Regions from separate parts of the Homo sapiens genome. Here region 2 is linked to region 1. Evidence: chromatin loops called from intact Hi-C (ENCODE). Cell type or tissue: Caco-2. All regions are shown on one strand. Each heading gives the region's core, and the rest is flanking DNA. Links, peaks and the distances in the headings are about the cores only. Region 1 overlaps ZNF609 (zinc finger protein 609). Region 2 overlaps ZNF609 (zinc finger protein 609).

Region 1 (11,183 bases), core at 4,443-8,442:
GGGCTAAATTTCATGGCATATCTACGAAGTGTTCTATTGCCGGCTACCAAAGAGCGAAGGGGCACATTTTGAGGGCAAGAGGTACTCATTGTACTTTGAGGTACTTAGATCTTATGAGTTATTGTTGTGGTTATGACAGTTTGGCCTAGGAAGAGATTGGCCATTAAAGGTGTAGCTTCATGCCAGGTATCTCCCACAACTATTAGGAATCAAAGTCTCCTCGTGGTTTAATAGCTGCCAACAGTGTAATGATACCTTGCCTTCTGCTTGACTTGGAAGGACAGGTGCCTGCAGCCCCAGGAGGGGTTAGAACTGAGTCCCTCCTCTGGGAAGATGATCTTAGTTCATGCTTTAGGAAATGGAACTTGCAGGGCTGGAGGAGAATGGGTGTGAGTCTAGGGTCAGCTCAGGCAGCATTAAACTTCAGCAGCTTATTCCTGCAAAACAGTGGCCTTGTGGTGAGCTGTTCATTGGCTCTTGATTTTCTGCTCTGTGCTCTGCTCATCCTGTGCTTTCAGCTGATCCCAGCAGATGCAGTATAAATTGATTTCTCTGTAATTAGATCAGCTGCAGCAGGGAATACCTATTTCCATATGTAAGTGTTAATAAATAAAGGCTGGATGTGTATGTTTGGGTGGTGGTGCCCTCTTAGTGCCTGTATTCCAGTGGTAGCTCATGCTTTCTTTGCTGTCGGTATTTTGGTCTTTGCCTCTGGCACATCTGTAGCTCTTAGCAACATCTGGGCTTCTCCAGTAGCAGGTCTGTGAGTTTCTTCCACTAATAATACAGTGGCTCATTCCCTTTTACCAGTGGCAGCTGCCAGAGAGGCTGCCTGTGTTTAGGTGGCAGATGCTATAGTCCACTTCAGCAGAGTCAGGTTCCAGCTGGTTACTAGCTTGGCTCATCCTGTGCTGGCTGTGATTTGCTATTTTCTCTCGGGTACAGATGGATAATACTGTTTTAAAGAGGCTTAGGAGTACTAGCAGTTGTTGCTTCTGTTCCAGGCCCATTAGACTGTTCCCTACATCTGGCTTCAAGAAACTCTTGCCATATATCCATATTCATAATCATTATTCTTCCTGTGCTAAAAAGTACTTCTGAGGATGACCTTCATTCTCCTATCTAAATTTTAGAGTACTTATGTTGCAACCTTCTAAGCCCAGTGATAGTCTGTGGATGAAAGGATTAATATTGCTTAGCTTTATGTTGGATTTAAGTGTAAATGTCCATGATTGTCTCTAACAGAGAAGCAAATGGAACCCATTTTCTCACATAGAGGTGCAGGGACTGATTGGGTGGCTGCCCTTCAGATTATAATTGGGCTGAAAGATGCAGTATGTTCAGCTAAGAATACATCCTGGTGCCAGGGAGTTTTGTCCCTTAATAATGTTGCTTTGCCATATAAGCTTTGCCTCCCAGGGAGACTCTGAGAATGGGGCAGCAGAATGAGAAAGAAAAGGGAAAGAGACTGTGCTTCAGTTTTTGAAAGATAGAGAAAATTGCTGGCAATTACTTTTAGAAGCAGAAAATTTGCTATACAGTTTCATGTAACCATAAGCAAGAACCTGCTTTCTCAATTCCTTCCCCTGTTCCCTCAACCCTTTTGGACAGTCTGGTCCTGAGGGTGCCTTTCCATATTACCTTTGGCTATTGAAATAAATAATTATTTAAATAAATGTTTGGAAGTTGCTAGGAGATTAAAACATGCTGTGCAGGGAGAGAACATTTCTGGACTGGGAGGAGCAGAAGAGGCAAGTTAAAGGAAAGGAAGTTAGGAACCATGCAGAGGAGCGGTTTTTGAGAAACAACAATCTCCGGTTTGGGGCATAATAGGTGCTCAGTGAGTATTTGATGATTAGTACTATAATTTATAAGCAAAGTCTTTGAAAACTTCTTTAAAATTTTCTCTCTGAGAAATGGGCTTGCCTGTGGTTTGGGACGTTTCTATGTAGGGATAACAAACAGAACCAAAATAGCAAAACAGATGTTTTGATATAATCTAAGAATTGCATCCTCTCAACTGGGAACTGTCATGAAGAGGAAGAACTCATAAAATTTGGGAAGTTTCTTGACTGAATTCTGTGGTGCAGAGTAGCAGTGTTGACTACTAGCCAATGAGGAAGATTTGAATATTGAAATTACTGGCTGGGCCTGGTGATTCATGCCTGTAATCCCAGCACTTTGGGAGGCCTAGGTGGGCAGATTGCTTAAGCTCAGGAGTTTGAGACCAGCCTAGGCAACATGGTGAAACCCTGTCTCTACAAAAATTAGCCGGGCATTGGTGGTGTGCACCCGTAATCCCAGCTACTGGGGAGGCTGAGGTGGAAGGATAGCTTGAGCCTGCGAGGTGGAGGTTGCATTGAGCTGAGACGGCACCACTGGACTCCAGCCTAGGCAATAGAGCCAGACCTTGTCTCAAAAAAAAAAAAAAAGAAAGAGAGAAATTATCTATCTCATGTTCTTCTTTGTGAAGGTAGATATCTCAGGCTATGGCCTGGGAAATTTTCTGTCAGACAAGGATGTGGATTTCCCTTCATGGGATCCCACTTTTGCTCGACCATACCTTCCTCTGACAGAGTGAGCTCTGTGCTGTTTCCCAGAGTTCTAGGAGAGACCAGAGATGGCTCTTAGCAACTGCTGCTGCTCTGAATTGTTATTGAACACTTCTGCCTCATACTTCCTGCCAGCTGAAGAGATGGGGGAGGGAATGTTGAGGAATAAACAAGACAGAGCCTTCCAGCTCTTGCCTGTTCCCTTGCCTTTAGTTTGATTGATGGATTGTTAAGTTAGGGATGGAAGGGGAGGTAGGGAGGAGGGCAGGCGCCTGTCTGAGTGTCCTGAGCTTAGTGCTTATGTCGCCACTCTGACAGGCAAGAAAAAAGGAATTTACAAACCACAGATGGCAACGATCTATCTGTGCTGACTTTGTCAGGGCTTACGACCAGGAGTTTAAGGTGAGACTCCTTCTTTTCCCCCAAATCATATAAAATAGCCAAGTAGGCTCTAGTAGTTAAAGAAAGGATCTAGAAGTTTCTAACCAGAAGCTCCCCCTCACATGTCTTTAGCTGCTGCTTTTGATCTTGCAAGGTAGGAACACTGCACTTTGCTTTTCCCGTGTTTGAATGTCAGCTTCTGCTGCTTTCAGAATGCTGCATATATTTACCACTTCCCCCATTAGTTTAGGATACAAAGAAAACCATAAAGTGTGCTCTTTGCTCTTTCAACTTCTGATCATGCATGCTATCATATCCTGTGTTCTTAAGAGCATCTTCCTTTGCCATTGGTTTTGTATTCCTGCCCTAATTTGTGCCTTCTAGCTTAGTTCTCTTGTATTGTAGTCCCTCATTGCCTAACCAAGGTCAGGTCTCTTTTATTCCTTCTGATCCAAGGCTTTCTTAACGCCTTCTTCCACTAGCTGTTATTTCTCAGCTATTGATGGCAGAGCAGTCAGCTTTGCTTCCTGAAACCAAATGCCCTCAAGATTTTCCTTCATGGAAAACATTAAAAAGAAGTTGATATTTATGTGGGACAGAGTTGCATTCTGTAACTACAAGCTTAATTTATTTTTTCATTCAGAAACTCTGTTTTCCTTCTAGGTGTTGTAATTCAAGGCAGTTCCAGAGAAAGATTATCTTGTCCAATTTCCTCATTTTATAGAAGAAACTAAGACCAGTGAAGTCCTGTGACTTGCCCAGCATCTCACAGGTAGTCACTGGCAAAGCCAGATTTGTAGACACCAAATTCTTATGGCATGTTGTTACTCTGGGATTCTTAACAAATCTTTAACTGTCAGGAAGGATTCTCAATTTTCCCACTTTATTTGTTATTTTCTTAGTATTATTATTTTCGAGATGGAGACTCACTCTGTCACCCAGGCTGGAGTGCAGTGGCACGATCTCGGCTCATTGCAGCCTCTGCCTCTGATTCAAGCGATTCTCCTGCCTTAGCTCCCCGAGTAGCTGGGATTACAAGTGCATACCACCATGCCTGGCTAGTTTTTTTTTTTTTTTTTTAATTTTAGTAGGGATAGGGGTTCACCATGTTGGCCAGGCTGGTCTCAAATTCCTGACTTCAAGTGATCCACCTGCTTCGGCCTCCCAGAGTGCTGAGATTACAGGCATGAGCCACCACACCCAGCCTATTTGCTTATTTTTAAGGCAGGGTCTCGCTATGTTGCCAATGCTGATCTTGAACTCCTGGGCTTATGCACTTCTGCCTTGGCCTCACTTATGCACTTCTGCCTTGGTCTCACTTATGCACTTCTGCCTTGGCCTCGCAAGTAGCTGGGACTACAAGTGTGTGCCACCACACCCAGCCATTTTTTCAATGTAAAGACTACCTTGAAACATTAGATGAAAATGCTTACATACTCCAAAATTGCTTTTACCCCAAAACTGCTTTCACTTGTTTTTCACAGTGACTTTAACATTGTAGACACTCAATAAACAAAGGATCTTTGAGTTTAGGATTTTAGGTAAGGTAATGAATGATGTTTGCAAAGAATAACCATTACAGCTGGCACTGAACCTATCCTGTTATTTATAAAGAAGGAAAGTTACTTTAAAACTGCTACTTTGAGCTTGACTACTTATGATATATGTGTGTGTGTTCTGGAATATTTCATCCAGCCAAATTTTCATTATAATAATTGAGGAATAGTTCTTTCTTTACTTGGCAATTGCAGGTAAGAAAAAAAACCCTGTTCTAGTGCTTCTTCCTTGGACACATCACTAATAGGCAGACCTTCAAATGTATTGTGGATATTACTAAGTATTTTGTAGAGAAGATATACTGTTGGCTAATTGTTATCACTTTTCATTCAGTCAGTACATTAATTGAATGCATTTTAGATACTAGGTTTTCTACTTGGTATTGGGTATACACTGGTAAATAAAACAGAGATGGTCTCTGCTTTTTGAGGAGCTTACAGTTTACCGTCTACAGCAGAGTTCCTAAAAGTGTGTCCCATAAAACCATGTACATCACCAGAGTATCAAAAATGCACATTCTTGGACCCTACCCTAGATATGCCGAATAAGTTTTTGGGGTAAGGGCCCAGAAATCTGTACTTCCAGAAGTCTCTCCAGATAATTGCTATATACATCAAAGTTTGAGAATTTTCCTTTCAAGGTAAGTATTCGGGGCCACTTCTCATTTAAAACACCAGCCTTCTAAACTTGAATTTCACATCAACTCTTATGTATAATTTAGTGGCTAAAAGCGTAAACTCTAGCCAGGCCTCCTGGCTTGAGCCTGGGAGGTTGAGGCTGCAGTAGTGAGCTGTGATCGCACTAGTGCACTCCAGCCTGGGCAACAGAGTGAGACTCCGTCTCAAAAAAATAATAATAATAAATTTTTTAAAAAGTGTGAACTCTGGAGCCAGACTACCTGGCTTTGTTTCCTACCTTTGCACTTATTTACTGAGTGATCTTGACCAAGTTTCTTAATTGTTCTTCCTCAGTTTTCTTATCTGCAAAATGAGAGAAATAGCACCTACATAAGTTTGTATTTATTTATTTATTTATGAGAGGGAGTCTCACTCTGCCGCCCAGGCTGGAGTGCAGTGGTGCAGTCTCTGCTCATTGCAACCTCTGCCTTAACCTCCAGAGTAGCTGGGATTACAGGCATGCACCACCATGCCTGGCTAATTTTTGTATTTTTAGTAGAGACAGGGTTTCGTTGTGTTGGCCAGGCTGGTGTCGAGCTCCTGGGCTCAAGTGATCCACCCGCCTTGGCCTCCCAAAGTGCTGGGATTACAGGCATGAGCCGTCACACCCAGCCTTTAAGTTTGTCTTTAGGCCGGGCGCGGTGGCTCACGCCTATAATCCCAGCACTTTGGGAGGCCAAGGCGGGTGGATCACCTGAGGTCGGGAGTTCGAGACCAGCCTGACCAACATGGAGAAACCCTGTCTCTACTAAAAATACAAAATTAGTCGGGCGTGGTGGTGCATGCCTGTAGTCCCAGCTACTCAGGATGCTGAGGCAGGAGAATCACTTGAACCCGGGAGGCAGAGGTTGCAGTGAGCTGAGATTGTGCTGTTGCACTCCAGCCTGGGCAACAAGAGCAAAACTCTGTCTCAAGAAAAAAAAAAAAGTTTGTCTTTAGATTAAGTTAGCTAATTCATATAAAACACTTAGTGCCTGGCACGTAGGAAGCATTCAATAAATATTAGAAAAAAGAAAAATACAGTTTGAGTGGAAATTGGTCTTAGTCTCTCCTAGGCAATAATGTACTGAAATACAACAACATTCCACTTTACAGGAATCCCAGTATGAATAGATATACATGTTAGCTAAGACTTTTTAGCACTATGGTCTGAAGAAGTTCCAAATCTAGGCTGGGAAATTTTCATGGTGGTGATGTGTTCTAAAGCCCCTGATAATTATAGTTGGAGGTGGGGGGAAGACCAAAAATTAGCTTAGGGCATATTGAAGTGGCCTGTTGAATTTCAGACTTCATATGAATCGAGCTTCTTTTCTGGCCATATCCCTGGCATGGGGTTGGGTATGTTGGATAGATGTTACTGTGGTTTTGCCGGAATATGCAATCTCACGGACACTGGAGTAGTGCTAAGTGTTTTTGTTTCTACACAAGACTGCATGGAAAAAATCTAAGTCTTAGCCCTTAATCTTCCTCCCCCAGTGTGAACTTGTATTTTTGCCATTTGGGTATAAGAGCTTTTACCAGCAGAGCTCATCCAGGGAGGCAGCAGGGCTTGGGATGTGGCAGTAACATACACAGCTGAGATCCTGCCACTGCTGGCTGTCTGAGCCCTCTCTCTGTGGTTTTCACTCTTCAAGCCATGCTTGAGTAACCCGCCTCCAGAGCTGCTGACAGGGCTGTGTTCAGAGGCCTTGGAAATTACACTGTTCATTTCCTTATCATCCCCTGACCTGCAGTGCAGAGCCTTCTGGTGCAGGAACAAGGCAGAAAAAATCCAGACGGCTCCCAGCCAGCATGTGTCAAGAGCTACAAAGAAGGAAATTGGACTTGCTCACTTAAAAACCATGGGGTTAGGCTTTGATTTTCAGTTCCTGTGGAGAGTTATTTGTGTGTATGAGCATGTTGTATCTCTGTGTATATGTATAGAATGAGTCTGTGCGTGGCAAAGCTGTGGAGGAGGACCATTTGAAATAGAGAGCAGAGGGAAGATGGCTTTTCTCTTCACTTAATTTCCCAGTTGTGCCATTGGGGTGGGCCTGGAACCATTAGCATCAGGAAGGTGCCAGACCATATTAATATTTTAAAATATATTTCTCTCGGTACAGTTTAGTCATGGTTCAGAGCACCCACAGAAGAACCTTTCCTGGCTGACCGAGGAGACATTTTTAACAAATCCTATTCCCTAAAGTCATTCATCCTAGATGACATTGACATAGTCAATATTTAAGCTGCCTAAGAAAGTGTAGACTTTGGGTCAGTCCTGGGTAAGAGCAATAGCTCTTTTGAGATGAAGGATAGTGTGATAAAAGAGAGACCTTTGTGATAGCTAAGGTGAACTAAGGAGGAATTTGGAGCATTTTGAGATTTTCTGTTCACAGGGCAAAGTTCTATTATATTTTAAGAGCCCATCCTTGTTTTGGGGGTTGGTATTACAAAGCAATCTACTTTTCTTTTGGCATCTGTTGCTCAAGGAGGCCCAAAGGAAGGACTTCAGGCTGAAGTAAAATGTGAGCAGTAAGAAGTTCTTAGCAAAGTTTATAAATATTCTGTCCTTAATTTTCCTTTTTCTGGATTTCATGTGCCTTCATGTTAGTGGTGCCATTGAAGCCTTTGTGAAGTGGGGAGAAAAAAAATAAATCTTTAAGCTGTCAGACCCTGGAGGTGTTTTAAACCCTAAGTGTCTGTCTTGTTGAAAGTACTCTGTAGAGAAGTGTCTTCACATAAGGTGATAGCTAAGGTGAGAGGGGACTACTTTCTTTTCCCTTCATATAAATTAGTGGGCCCTGTATCAGCAGCAAATGAGAATTCGATAAAAATTTGGATCTCAGACCTCCTCCCAGTCCCTAAAGTTAGAAACTCTAGGCTTGAGACCCAGAAAATTTTTTTTTTTTTTTTTTTTTTGAGACAGGGTCTCACTTTGTTGCCCAGGCTGGAATACAGTGGCACAATCAAGGCTCACTGCAGCCTCAACCTCCCATGCTCAAGTGATTCTCCTACCTCACTTCCTACCTCCCCAGTAGCTGGGACTACAGGTGTGTGCCATCACGCCCAACTAATTTTTAAATTTTTTTAGAGACGGGGTCTTACTATGTTGTTCAGGCTAGTCTTGAACTCCTAACTTCAAGCGATCCTCCTGCCTTGGCCTCCCAAAGTGTTGGGATTACAGGTGTAAGCCACTGTGCCCAGCTGAGACCCAACAATTTGCGTTTTAACATTAGCTGTCCTGTTGATTGTGATACACACTAAAGTTTGATATCTACTATTGTAGAGCACCCTTCCCTCTTAATAGTGAAATTGAAATTACCAAAAACTTTAAAATGTAACGCTGGGCAGTAGGTATGATTTTTTTCTTTTAAAAATATCCTTATATATCTTTAACTCTTTGTGGACAAACTGACAGGAACCTAAAATTGGAATGAATATCTAAGGGCTTAGGACTTTCAGAGCAGAAGAGCAGAAAAGATATTCAAAAAAGACCCACTTTTCTCATCTGAATGGAGGAAGTAAATAATAGTACTGACCTCATAGGGTTATTGTGAGGATTAAATGAGATGAAAAGAGTTAAGCATTCAGCACAGTGCCTAGCATTATAGTAAGTAACCAATAAATGTTAGCTGTTGCTGATGTTACTGTTCTTAGCTTTGAGGTGCAAGGTCATTGTGAAATTAAGGAGAAAGGATATCCTTAGAGACTTTGAAGAATTAATCCCCTGAAGGCTTTGGAAAACAATGAATTTATGATAGCTAATATTCCAGCTCCTACTGATTTCCAAGAAGGCTTCAGGGAGAGATTGATTCAGAGCATTTGGAGGCATTGAAGTTTGGGGTTTTGTTGTTTGATTGGTCAGTTTGGAAGTGTGTGTTGGACTTCTTTTGGCAGAGGGCTGATCTCAGGTTGAGAACCATGGCTTTTGTTTATTCTCCATTAAGGTCAGTTTCTTTGGTATATAACCAACTTCTTCTGAATTATTTTCCTAAGAATTGAAATGAAGATAACATGATTGTTTTCATACAGGAAGTTTCTTTCCTCTCTCTGCTAATCCTTGTAAGGTACAGACTAGTCTTTTGAAGGGATTAGCAGAGGTAGCCAGAACAGTCAAGAGAAGAATGAGGATTGAAGTACTGTAGTCCCCCCAACCTTATCCTTGTTTTTGCTCTCTGTGATTTCAGTTACCCTCAGACAACCAAGATGTGAAAATATTAAATGGAAAATTCCAGAGATAAATAAATCACTAAGTTTTAAACACTACATTATTCACCCCATTTCATCTCATCCCATAGGCATTTTATCATCTCACATCATCACAAAGAGGGTGAGTACAGTACAATATTTTGATAGAAAGAAAAAGACACCATATTCACATAACTTTCATCACAACACATTGTTATAATTTTTTTTTCTTTTTTTTTTTTTTTAACAGACAGGGTCTCCCTCTGTTGCCTAGGCTGCAGTGCAGTAGTATGATCACAGCTCAGTGCAGCCTCAAACTCCTGGCCTCAAGTGGTCTTCCTGCCTCAGCCTCCCGAGTAGCAGGGACTGCAGGCATATATCACCACATCGGGCTAATTTTTAATTTTTTTTATACAGTTGGGATCTTACTGGTTGTCCAGGCTGGTCTGAAACTCCTGGGCTCAAGTGATTCCCCCTGCCTCAGCCTCCCAAAGTGCTGGGATTACAGGTGTGAGTCACCATGCTCACAACCTGTGTCTTACTGCTCACACCTGCTCTTACTGTGTCTAATTTATAAATTAAACTTTATCATAGGTACGTACGTAGAGGAAAAAACCTAGTATATGTAGGGTTCGATAATATCTGCCATTTCAGACATCTACTGGGGGTTTTTGAATGTATGTCTTGTGCTTAAAAGGAGGCTACTACTTTTTTGTGAGGAAATAAAAAAGACAGTTTTTAGATGTTTTGAGGTGGTCAGGTTTTACCCTAAAATGTTTGTTGTCCATTGGGATGTGACAATTTGACTGTGCACCTGTGAAATACTCTAATTGCTTTTTAAATTTAAGACTGCTGGGTTACAGCCCTAGTGGCAAATACTAGATTATGTTTTGATGAGCCAGACCTGGGCATTAAATCCTTTCTTGGGCTCTGTTTTCATTTGGTAATGAGTTCTTTTTTATTTTTATATTTATCTTTTATTGTTTTATTTTACAAGTTTCCACATAGCATTGATTTTTTTTTTTTTTTTGGTTCCTTCATTTTAAAAAGTTTTTATAAACTGGTACCTAACTCACCCAGCTCAGAGTTGATATTTCCTGGCTTATGTGTTGCTTTTTTTTTCTTTTTTGTTTCTTCAGAAGTCAGGTACTTAGTTCTGCACTGAATCAAACCTTAGTGAAAGACAACAGAGTGTTGTAGAAAGGAGGTATAGGGGCCAGGCTCGGTGGCTCACACCTGTAATCCCAGCACTTTGGAAGGCCGAGGCAGGTGGATCATCTGAGGTCAGGAGTTTGAAACCAGCCTGGCCAACATGGTGAAACTCTATCACTACTAAAAATACAAAAATTTAGCCAGGCATGGTGGCGTGGTGGAGTGTGCCTGTAATCCCAGCTACTTGGGAGGTTGAGGCAGGAGAATTGCTTGAACCTGGAAGGAGGAGGTTGCAGTGAGCTGAGAACACGCCACTGCACTCCAGCCTGGGCAACAAGAGTGAAACTTTGTCTCAAAAAAAAAAAAAAAAAAGGAGGTATATATAGTCGTCATACTTAGACCAACCAAATCAGCATACTGAATGTATCCTATAACATCTGAATGTTACAGAAATTAACATTCAGGTTGCAGAGTTTCTTGGTCGTGAGACAGCTTAGGGTACGTATCAGAGTCACTTCTGGAGGTTTTACAAAGTATAAGTGTCCTACTGGATAAAATCTTTGTGGCTGGAGACTCCAAGCATGTAATTTTTTTTTTTTTTTTTTGAGACTGAGTCTCGCTCTGTCGCCCAGGCTGGAGTGCAGTGGCGCGATCTAGGCTCACTGCAACCTCTGCCTCCTGGGTTCAAGTGATTCTC
Region 2 (11,183 bases), core at 4,565-8,564, 59 kb after region 1:
CAGAGAAGGGAGTAAAATAGGAGCTTTTGTAGCTACATCTTAATCAGATGAGTTGTTATACCTCTGTCCAGTATCTAGAGTAATTACATACTTACCACCCTTCCTCTTGTCTCTCTGGGTTTTTTTTGAGACTGAGTCTCGCTCTGTCACCACGCTAGAGTGCAGTGGCACAATCTCAGCTCACTGAAAACTCCACCTCCCAGGTTCAAGTGATTCTCCTGCCTCAGCCTCCCGAGTAGCTGGGACTACAGGTGCATGCCACCACACCTGGCTAATTTTTTTGTATTTTTAGTAGAGATGGGGTTTCACCATGTTGGCCTGGATGGTCTTGATCTCTTGACCTCGTGATCTGCCCGCCTCGGCCTCCCAAAGTGCTGGGACTACAGGTGTGAGCCACCACACCCAGCGTCTCTCTGGTTTTTTAATTTGTTTTTTTTTTTCCCCCCGCAGAAGATCCTTTGGTTTTCTACTAGATGTTATTCCATCTAGATAGTGTTTATTTATTGTTCATAGTCATCTCTTACCCAGGGAATTCCTTATTTTGTATTCCTGAAATCGAAATATTCTTTCATACTCATTATTTAGATGCTAAGAGAAAACTTGGGGACCGCTCTTCCCAACAAGATTGTCTCAAATTTTGTGCCCATCTGTGTGCATTCACGCACATGAGCATGTGTGTGGAGGAGAAGAGGAAAAGAACAGAGATGGAAAAGATTTTGAAGTGGGATGCTTGGCAAGAGGAGTAAATAGATGATAATTATGAAGAAGAAATTGGCAGGATTTCTTAACTGACTAGATTATGGGAACAAGGAGTAGAGAAACAGGTCAAAGTTGGCTGAAGTCCATAGAATGTATATTTTAATTTAAGTGCTAAATTTCCTCCATACATTTTTCATGAACTTTGAAAAATTTGTTGGCTTTATACGAACCTGTGAACTTCAGTGAGAAAAACAGCATCTTTATATTTTTGAGCATAGTCTCAATGTCATTAATTCTTCTGCTTAAAAATCCTCAAATGACTTGCCAAATTAGGATAAAATCTAAATTCTGTTACCAAGGCCCCAAATTTCTACGTATCTGACTGCAACTGCCTACTTAAACTGATCTTACCATTATTCCCATTCATATACCACCCACATAGGCTTTATATCTGCTCTTACTTAAGAGTTTTTATACTTCCTGGTCCCTCATCCTGGTTGTTCCTCCCCAGTACTCAGCTTATTCAGTTATCAGCTCTTCCATACTCCTTTATCTAACGTGGTACCCTCAGTGACTTGTTATCTAACCTATTACTTTGTTTTGTTTTATTTTTATAACAGCACTTACTACTTTCTGATATTGTCATCTTGTTTGTCAGTTTTTCTCTTCTAGAGAAATCTTTGTGAGGGCAGGTTCTTGGCTCTCTACTGATTACTTGAGTCTCCATTGCCCAGCCTTCTTGTTGTATCAGTTTTAATATAGCAAACCAAAATAGGATCTTAATTTTAAAAAATAGTAATGCTACTTAAGATTTGATTACTCTTAAGACCTAGTGTTTCTGTATGCTAACTCCCTTTTTATAATGTAAAATGAATTATTCTCTCATAATATTTTTCTTTCTTTTCTTTTCTTTTTCTTTTTTTTTTTTTTTTTTAAATGATTTAGATGGGGTCTGCCTGTGTTGGCCCAGGCTAGCCACGAACTCCTGGGCACAGGCAATCCTCTTGCCTCAGCCTCCTAAAGTGCTGGGATTACAGGTGTGAGCCACCATGCCTGGGCAGTCTCATAATAATTTTCATTCCTGACTTTTTTTCAGATCTAGTCTCTAGAAAGAAACTTGTGCATACCAAGACAGTATGGCCAAAAACCTATCCTGGCAAGTGTTAATGCTATGTTTCCACTCCTGAACACCAGGAACTGAACATTGTTGTGTTTGGGTATTGTGAGTATGGAAGTCATTCAATTATTTTTCAAAGCGGGCTTAGTACATGATGTTTTGTTAAGCTACCTTGAGAACTGGAGTTTGTGTTTAAGTTTCAGTGAGATAAGGGTAGACCTCCTAATGCCTGTGAAAATTTTGATATATTTTATAATGTACCACCTGACATCATAATGTACTGCCTGACATCCAAATCATCTTTTTGAGTTTTATAAATCTCCAAACTTCAAAACTAGTAGATGCTGGTATAAAACCTAATAATTTCAGTTCAATCTTTACATTCTCCAGGGTCCACTTTTCATTCTCTTAAGTACAAGCCTATTTCTCAGTTTGGCATAGTGCCAAGAACATTGATAAATGTTGGCCCCAAAATGATTGTCAAAGTTCTGTTCACTTAAATTCACTGTAATTAGTAAGAATAGTTATCATTTATTTTGGGTGCCTTCAAAGTAGACTATGCTAGGCAACAATTTCTCTTGATAATCTCACAATAGCCTTGGCATTTGAAGAAACTTTGGCCTAGAAACATTTATGCCCCCAAGATCACACAACTAGAAAGAAGCAGAAGTTGATTTATCTCCTAAATCTATGTGACTTCAAAGCTGGTCATCCTACCACTATGCCTGGTTGCCTATATCATTTAATGTGATGAAGGCACTAATGTGACACCCACACCGGGCTCAATTTATTAGTAATCCTTCTATATCACAGCCACACAAGTGCTTAGAGTTCCTGGCTGAGATCAGTCTATATAATTATATTACACTTCTCAAGTTTAGTAGTGCTAGACAAATAGGAAGGGAGTTTTACATTCTTTGTTTATTTGCAATAATTTCATGATTGTCGTAATTAAACTATAGCCCGAGTTTAAAGAAGAAGCCAGCCAAAAAAAAAAAATTAACTCATACATTCATCCCTAAACAATCAAATCTCAGTAAAAATTTTAATATTAGCAGCAAGTTCTTTTTATTTTCTAGCAGCAGCTTCTTAAGAGAGAGGAAAAGAGGGTAAGCGTGAGTGTGTGTGTGTGTGTGTGTGTGTGTGTGTGTGTGTGTCTAGGAGAGGGGGAGAGCACATATGTCAACTAAGAGGTGAGTTTACTTCTGAAGTCCAATTGTCTAACGTATGGAGGGAGGATAACCTCCAGGCTTGGTGGTGCACACCTGTAGTTCCAGCTACTTGGGAGGCTGAAGTGGAAAGATCACTTGAGCCTGGGGGTCAAGGCTGCAGTGAGCCATGATCACGCCACTGCACTCCAGCCTGGGCAATGGAGCAAGACCCTGTCTCAAAAAATAAAAACTAAAAAATTTTAGTCTGGGCATGGTGGCTCACACCTGTAATCCCAGCACTTTGGGAGGCCAAGGTAGGAGGATCACGTGAGCCTAAGAGTTCAAGACAAGCCTGGGGAACATGGTAAAATCCCATCTCTACAAAATATACAGAAATTAGCCAGGTGTGGTGGCATATGCCTGTAGTCCCAGCTCCCTCGGGAGGCTGAGGTGGGAGGATTGATGGAACCCAGCAAATCGAGGCTGCAGTGAGCCATGATCGCATCACTGCACTCCAGCCTGGGTGGTGGAACAAAACCCTGCCTCAAAAAAAAAAAAATAATTGAAAATAACTGAAAATTTAAAAGATTGGCGGGGCGCAGTAGCTCACGCCTGTAATCCCGGCACTTGGGGAGGCCGAGGTGGGTGGATTACCTGAAGGTCGGGAGTTCGAGGCCAGCCTGACCAACATGGAGAAACCCTGTCTCTATGAAAAACAAAATTTAGCCGGGCATGGTGGCGCATGCCTGTAATCCCAGCTACTCAGGAGGCTGAGGCAGGAGAATAGCTTGAACCTAGGAGGCAGAAGTTGCGGTGAGCCAAGATCGCGCCATTGTTCCAGCCTGGGCAACGAGAGCGAAACTCTGTCTCAAAACAAAACAAAACAAAACAAAACAAAACAAAAAAACCCATATATATATAATATATATGTAATCCCTCCCAAAGTGGTGGGATTACAGGCGTGAGTCGCCGTGCCCGGCCTATTTATTTATTTTTTGAGACGGAGTCTCGCTCTGTCACCCAGGCTGGAGCGCAGTGACACGATCTCTGCTCACTGCAGCCTCCACCTCCTGGGTTCAAGCGATTCTCCTGCCTTAGCCTCCCGAGTAGCTGGGACTGCAGACAGGAGCCACCACACCCGGCCTAAATTTTAAATTGTGCCTCATTCTGAGTAGCATGATGAAATCTTGCACCATCCCACCCTGTCCCACCCAGGATGTAAACTGTTAGCCTTTATCTAGTATATGCATGTTGTATGCGCTGGCTGCTACAAAGTTAGGCACTTCGTAGCTGTGTTGGTTATCAGATCAAAAAAACAGTTTATGTAAGGTTAGGTACTATTCGTGGTTTCAGGTACCCACCGGGGGTCTTGGAATGTATCCTCCAAGGTTAAGGGTAGGGGGGACTACTGTAATTGCCTGAATGGCTCAGAAGGGAGAGCTGTTGTGGCCAGAGAAGCTGCTTGTTATGTAATCCACATTAGTACAAGATAATCATAAGATGAGCTGTAAGTATAGTGGGTGTTAGATCACTGCTGGGTCTTATTTAAGGTGGCAGGGGTGTTAGGGTAACATTTAGAAGTTGAGAGCAAAGAGTAAGGTTTGTTTTGACTTTATACAACACTTGAAGTAAAAAGCAGTTTGTTTTGTTTTCAGGCATAAAGATATCCATCCATGTGTTTGTTGTGTTGTTTTTGTTTTTTGTGGGGTTTTTTTTTTGTCATATTCACAAGGGAAACCAGAATCTGTATGTTCCTCTGGAAAATTAGGTGAAGAGAAGTATAACCTATTTCAGTGTGGCTTCAGTCTATGGTCTGGGTTTTATTAAACCAGATACGTATAAGAGCATGTCAAATTTAACCACCTCCCTTCATCCACTAGATTACAGTGAATGATAGTAATGTCACTGATACATTGTTATACACATTGCTCACTAACTGTTTTTTTTTTTTTTTCTTTTTAGAAACGGAGTCTCGCTCTGTTGCCCAGGCTGGAGTGCAGTGGTGCGATCTCCGCTCACTGCAAGCTCCACCTCCCAGGTTCACGCCATTCTCCTGTCTCAGCCTCCCTAGTAGCTGGGACTACAGGTGCCTGCCACCACGCCTGGCTAATTTTTTTGTATTTTTAGTAGAGACGGGGTTTTCTTTTTTTTTCTTTTTTTTTTTTTGAGACGGAGTCTTGATTCTCGGTCTGTCACCCAGGCTGGAGTGCAGTGGCGTGATCTCTGTTTACTGCAACCTCTGCCTCCTGGGTTCAAGCAATTCTCCTGCCTCAGCCTCTCGAGTAGCTGGGACTACAGGCAGGTGCCACCATGCCTGGCTAATTTTTGTATTATTATTATTATTATTACTATTTTTAGTAGAGACGGAGTTTCACCATGTTGGCCAGGCTGGTCTTGAACACCTAACCTCAGGTGATCCACCCACCTTGACCTCCCAAAGTGCTGGGATTATAGGCATGAGCCACCACACCCAGCCACTAACATCTTTTATCCATTAATAGTTCTTAATTTTGTTTTGCTTGTCTTTAAGTGCTTGTCCCTTTACTAGGATAAACTAAGTACTATTGATAATTTACAAAAGTGCTCCATCTTTACTGTTTACATCTACTGGCTAGAATGTCTACCAAGTTATGTAAGCATTTTTGTAAATGAATTTATTGCCTTTAGTTTTAGAAATATTGAGAGCAGAATGGAACACTGACAATCAGATTTGGCAAAAGCATTCAAAGTGATTGTTATGGTGATTCTGATCATCTCTTTAAGATAAGGGAGTTAGGAAGATTACTAGAATAAGCATCTTTAATATTGAGCTAAGATTCATTTTTGTGTTCCTTAAAATTCACCATAGTTTTGACTAAACTAAGGAGGACAGTGAGTACTTACTTTACACTGACCTATACATTCATTTAAAAGCATTCTTTAATTGAAGTACTTTATTTTATTTTATTTTATTTTATTTTTTGAGATAGAGTCTCGTTCTGTCACCCAGGCTAGAGTGCAGTGATACAGTAATGGCTCACTGGAGCCTCAACCTCCTGGGCTCAAGCAACCCTTCCACATCAACCTCTTGAGTAGCTGGAACTAAAGGTGTGCACCACCATGCCCGGCTAATTTTGTTTATTTTTTGTAGAAACAAGGTCTCACTGTGTGGGCCAGGCTGGTCTCAAACTCCTGGGCTCAAGCAGTTCTCCCGCCTCAACCTCCCAAAGTGTTGGGATTACAGGCTTGAGCCACCATGCCTGGCCCAATTGAGGTATTTTATTTTAGATGCATCTTCTAGCCAGGCAAGGTGGCTCACACCTGAAATCCCAGTGTCTTGGGAGACTGAGGCAGGAGGATTGCTTGAGCCCACGAGTTTAAGACTGTAGTGAGCCATGATCATGTGACTACACTCCAGCTGGGGCCACAGATCGAGACCTTGTCTCTAAAATGAATGAATGAATGTATGCATGAGCCTCCTGAGAAGCCATGGAGAAAGAAGCAAGCATGACCAGTCAGTGACTGACATTTAAACTGTAAGAAAAATTGACTTCATTTTATATGAACTTTAAAGGAGACACTCTGTGTAGGTAGGTACTTCAAAATATGTGTAAGTGTAATTGTATCAGAATAGGTGGCCATGATGTGATTTGATGAGACTGCCAAGAGCTAGACATTCTAGCCATTTCTTAAAAGGCCAGTTAGCTAAACACTAGTTAGGATTCATTTATTTAATTGATTCACAGCTTAAAATTAAGTGTAGTAAAGGAAACAGATATAGAAGAGATAGGGAAAGGTTTAGAGTTGGAGTGTCTTCAGCTGCTTGTGGAGGGCGTGGTAGAGACAGTGTTAACTACTTCCCAGTTTTACCTTGGGTGACCCTTGTTACAGATCACTGCTTCTGAGCTGCTTTTGAGAGCTAGTGGAGAGAGATTATATTACGTCCTAGGAGAATGTAACTCAGTTCTACTGGAGGCCACCATTCTCTTCCAGGTCATGGGTGGTACCTCTTAGTGTCACTCAGAGGTGAGGACTATTTGATGGCAGGCAACCTTAAGCTGCTGACAGGACAGAAACCTTTGTGATAAGCATTGGGAAATCTGACTCCTGGAAAGAGTGAAGCATCAAAAACTCTGTAGAGTATATGAGTTTCGCCTATTAGGCAGTTATAAGGAAATAGCTAAAAAGGAACTGGCTAATTAGAGTTGAGAGAAAATATTTATAAACAGACTTTAAATACTTTAAAAGCAGGCTTTTATTTTATATTCTTTCAGTGGGGATAGTGTGAACTGCCACCTCCTTTAAAAAGCCTTGCATTCCAGCTGGGCGCCATGACTCACTTCTGTAATCCCAGCACTTTGGGAGGCCGAGGCGTGTGGATCATGAGGTCAAGAGATCGAGACCATCTGGCCAACATGGTGAAACCCATCTCTACTAAAAATACAAAAATTAGCTGGACGTGGTGGTGCGCACCTGTAGTCTCAGCTACTCTGGAGGCTGAGGCAGGAGAATCGTTTGAACCCGGGAGGTGGAGGTTACAGTTGAGCCGAGATCACACCACTGCACTCTAGCCTGGCGACAGAGCAAGACTCTGTCTCAAAAAAAAAACAAAAAACATTCCATCTAAAAAAATTACCATTTACTTGCAGATGTTTTCTTGTGGAAGAAATAAAGTTTAAAGAAAAAGAAATAAATTACCAAGACAGCTTTCCAAATATGATGGATTAATTATCTGTATATTGTGGCAAGATATTTTCCCCCTCCCAACATTTATTTTTTATTTATTTATTTATTTTGAGACAGGATCTCGCTCGGTCACCCAGGCTGAAGTGCAGTGGCACGATCTCGGCTCACTGCGACCTCTGTCTCCCGGGTTCAAGCGATTCTCCTGCCTCAGCCTCCTGAGTAGCTGGGACTACAGACACGTGCCACCACACCCGACTAATTTTTTGTATTTTTAGTAGAGACGGGATTTCAGCGTATTAGCCAGGATGGTCTCGATCTCCTGACATCGTGATCTGCCCACCTCAGCCTCCCAAAGTGCTGGGATTACAGGCATTAGCCACGGTACCCGGCTGAGATATTTTCTCCCTCCCAACATTTTATTATGAATAATTTTAAACATACAGAAAAGTTAAGTAAAATGATCACCCACCACCTAGATTCAATAATTGTCAAAGTTTTGTCATATTTGCTTTATCTATATATGTGATTGTATTTGTTTTGCTGAACAGTTTGGAGGTTTTAAACATTATGACATTTCTCTCCCAAATACTTTATCATGACTCTCCAAAAACATGAGGACATTTGCTTATATAACTGTAATACCATTATTATACTACACAGTACTTCCTACTGTCATCTTTTATCCATGTGTAGCAAGTTATTTAGCCACTTTTAAATTTGTTTCTCCTCACTCCAGTAACCCTACACCCCCGAAAACCTTATTGTTCCTTGTCACTTTGTCATGTACCTCATGCCCAGCAGCAATTGGTGAGATGGCTTTTTCATATGGTTTTATATTTGGGAACCTCTAGAGCAGTGGTTCTCAACTTGGGCTGGACATTAGAATAACTTGAGGAGCTCTTGAAAATCCCAATCCCCCTACATCCCAGACCACATATATCAGAATTTCTGATATTCTGATGATTTCCATGCGTCAGTAGTTCTTAAAGTTTCCCAGGTGATTCTGGTGTGCATCCATGATTAAGAATCACAACTGTAGGTCCTATTAATCTTCAGTAAGAGTATTCAGTGTTTGGATAGGTGCTTGACAGTTTTCTGACCAGAACAGAGATGAAAAGTGGTATGCCTAGGTATTTAGGCTTTTTCCTTTTCTTTCACTGAACATTTACTGAACATCTACAATGTGTAAAACACTGAGCTAGGTTCCCATTCATAAGGATGAATAAGATATGTTAACTGTGGTGTTCTAGAAAGGCCATGGACTTAGGGTTAGACTTCTATGGAGTTAAATTCTAGCTTTGCTGAGAACAATTTGTGTGATTTTTAACTAAGTCCTAAACCTCTCTGGGGCTTTAACATGATGTGGTTTGTTTACCTTGCAGATATTATCTTAACCACTCTTACTACCTCTGTACTCTAGCCACACTGGCCTTCTTTCTTTTTCTCAAACATATGAAGCTTGCTCTATGTATATATGTGGCTTTTTACTACCTTCTTTTTCCACTCCCTCTGATACCCCTCTGGGATACAAATGGGCCCTTGCTAGTCATTCAGGTTTCAGTTAAAATATCATCTTCTCATTGAAGCTTCTTCTGACCATCTAATCTAAAATAACTTCCTGGATAGTCCATATCATATCATGGTGTTTGATTTTCATTGTGGCATTTATTCCTCTTAGATAGTTTCTTGTTTGTTATGGGCTTACTTTCTCCTCTATTATATAAGAGTACCAGGAGAGCTAGAACCTCATCTGTTTGGTTTCCCTTATTCTCAGGAACTGTAGAAAAATGCCTGACACATAGAGGATGCCTAATAAATATTTGTTGAATTAATAAAGTGGTAACAGTAATTCTACATTATGTTTGAGATAGTTTAGGAAAACCTCCTGGGGACAATTTCCTATCAGTTCCCTCATGCTCTTTCCCCAAGGAGTATCTTTTCTCTTAAATGCTAAAAGCCAAAGCCTTTGTTGTGCTTAGAAAATCCAAGCAGGTAGAAGATACTTCTGAATATGTAAAAAGTGTGCCAATTCAGTAGCCCCCTCCCCAGACTGGGGTTAGAGGGCTCCCTTTTGCTCTCACAGTGAGTCTCCTTGTGAAAAAGAATCAATAGTTTTATCATCTTGTCTTAGCACTTCTCCTTCTGAACAGAAATTTGTTGTTCAACCTTTGGGTTTATGCTGGAGAAACAGAATGCATTGATAAACCATCCTTTTGTGTGTATCATTGAGAGCCAAGATGGAAGCAGTGTTAGACAGCTAGTTAAGTTTTTTTCTGTAGTGTCTTTTCTGAGTTAAAAAGCAAATGCAATAAATGCCCACAGAATGTTCTTGACTTTTCTTTTTCTTTCTGGTGTATTTTTTTAAGCTTTAATTTATTGCTCTTGCACTGTGTGCCAAGAACGGAATTGCCTAGATCACATCTTACAATATCTCTATGAGATAGGAACTCTTTCTTTCTTACTTTTTAAAATAGAGATAGGGGTCTCGCTATATTGCCCAGGCTTGTCTCAAACTCCTGTGCTCAAGTGATCCCCCTGCCTTAACTTCCCAAAGTGTTGAGATTACAGGCGTGAGCCACTGTGCCTGACTGGCCGAGAGCTCTCTTATTCCCACTTTATACATGAGCATAGTGAGTTTTAGCAAGCTAAGAAACGTGGCCTGGTTGGTGGTTTGTGGAGCCAGGATTAAAATCCAGGTAATCTGACTTATATCTTCCACAGTTATAACTATACTACCTCTCATTATATCTTTTTCTCTTCTCATCTTTATCATTTAAATACTTTTATAAAAGGCATTTGAGATGGTTAAGCATAAATATGTTTCTCAAAGCAATAGATACCAGGAAAACAGTTCCTGGTGGCCTTGCTTAGAAGCCATGTTCTAATCAATCAAGATTCTTAAGGAAGAGTAGCATCATCAATTGTTCATGTATATTAGTAGATGAGTCTGGAAAGTGGAACCAAGGTTCTGGACTTCTTTGTTTCTTTAAGCCTTCTAATTATATTTTGATGATTATGGTCAAGTATATGGATTCTAGTTTGTCTTTAGTGAGAGATTCAAAAGGAGCATTGTGTTTAATTCTAGAAACTCGAGATACTAATATTATCACGATGAGTTCACTCCTATTATTTTCATGTTATGTTTTTTTGGATTAGTAAAATTAGCTTAGTTTTGGCCAGGCGCAGTGGCTCACACCTGTTATCCCAGCACTTTGGGAAGCCGAGGCAGGTGGATCACCTGAGGTCAGGAGTTCGAGACGAGCCTGGCCAACATAGCAAAACCTCGTCTCTACTAAAAATACAAAAATTAGCCAGGTGTGGTGGCACGCACCTGTAGTCCCAGCTACTCGGGAGGCTGAGGCAGGAGAATCACTTGAACCTGGGAGGCGGAAGTTGCAGTGAGCCGGGATCATGCCACTGCACTCCAGCCGGGGCAACAGAGCGAGACTCTGTCTCTAAATACATAAATAAAGCATATGATCTATATGGACAGTCATATCTTTTTCTTTTTAAAAGTCCATGCTGATGCTAGACGTAAGAGATGATTTGCA

Evidence for each region. Hi-C counts contacts between places; a loop is a spot of excess contacts. Peaks named below come from ENCODE experiments on the same cell type or tissue, not always from the same donor. Only the 100,000 strongest peaks of a DNase experiment are listed, where the experiment ranks them.
Region 2: a loop joins it to region 1, with 2.1 times the contacts of the local background. A loop is called at or near these places in 5 of 110 quality-filtered maps.

The regions. Positions count from the first base shown.
Region 1 is chr15:64,500,642-64,511,824 of GRCh38, forward strand. The region is part of intron 2 of ZNF609 (zinc finger protein 609); the gene reads left to right. Among named protein-coding and RNA genes, the nearest start is that of ZNF609, 46 kb to the left of the region's middle. RefSeq lists a silencer at 11,044-11,183. In Caco-2, for the core only: no CTCF peak of the experiment used is centred there; a DNase peak (open chromatin) is centred at 6,890.
Region 2 is chr15:64,559,938-64,571,120 of GRCh38, forward strand. All of the region lies in intron 2 of ZNF609 (zinc finger protein 609), which reads left to right. The region is part of intron 4 of LOC101930091 (a long non-coding RNA gene); the gene reads right to left. Among named protein-coding and RNA genes, the nearest start is that of ZNF609, 100 kb to the left of the region's middle. RefSeq lists enhancers at 3,155-3,724, 3,725-4,294. In Caco-2, for the core only: no CTCF peak of the experiment used is centred there; a DNase peak (open chromatin) is centred at 6,934.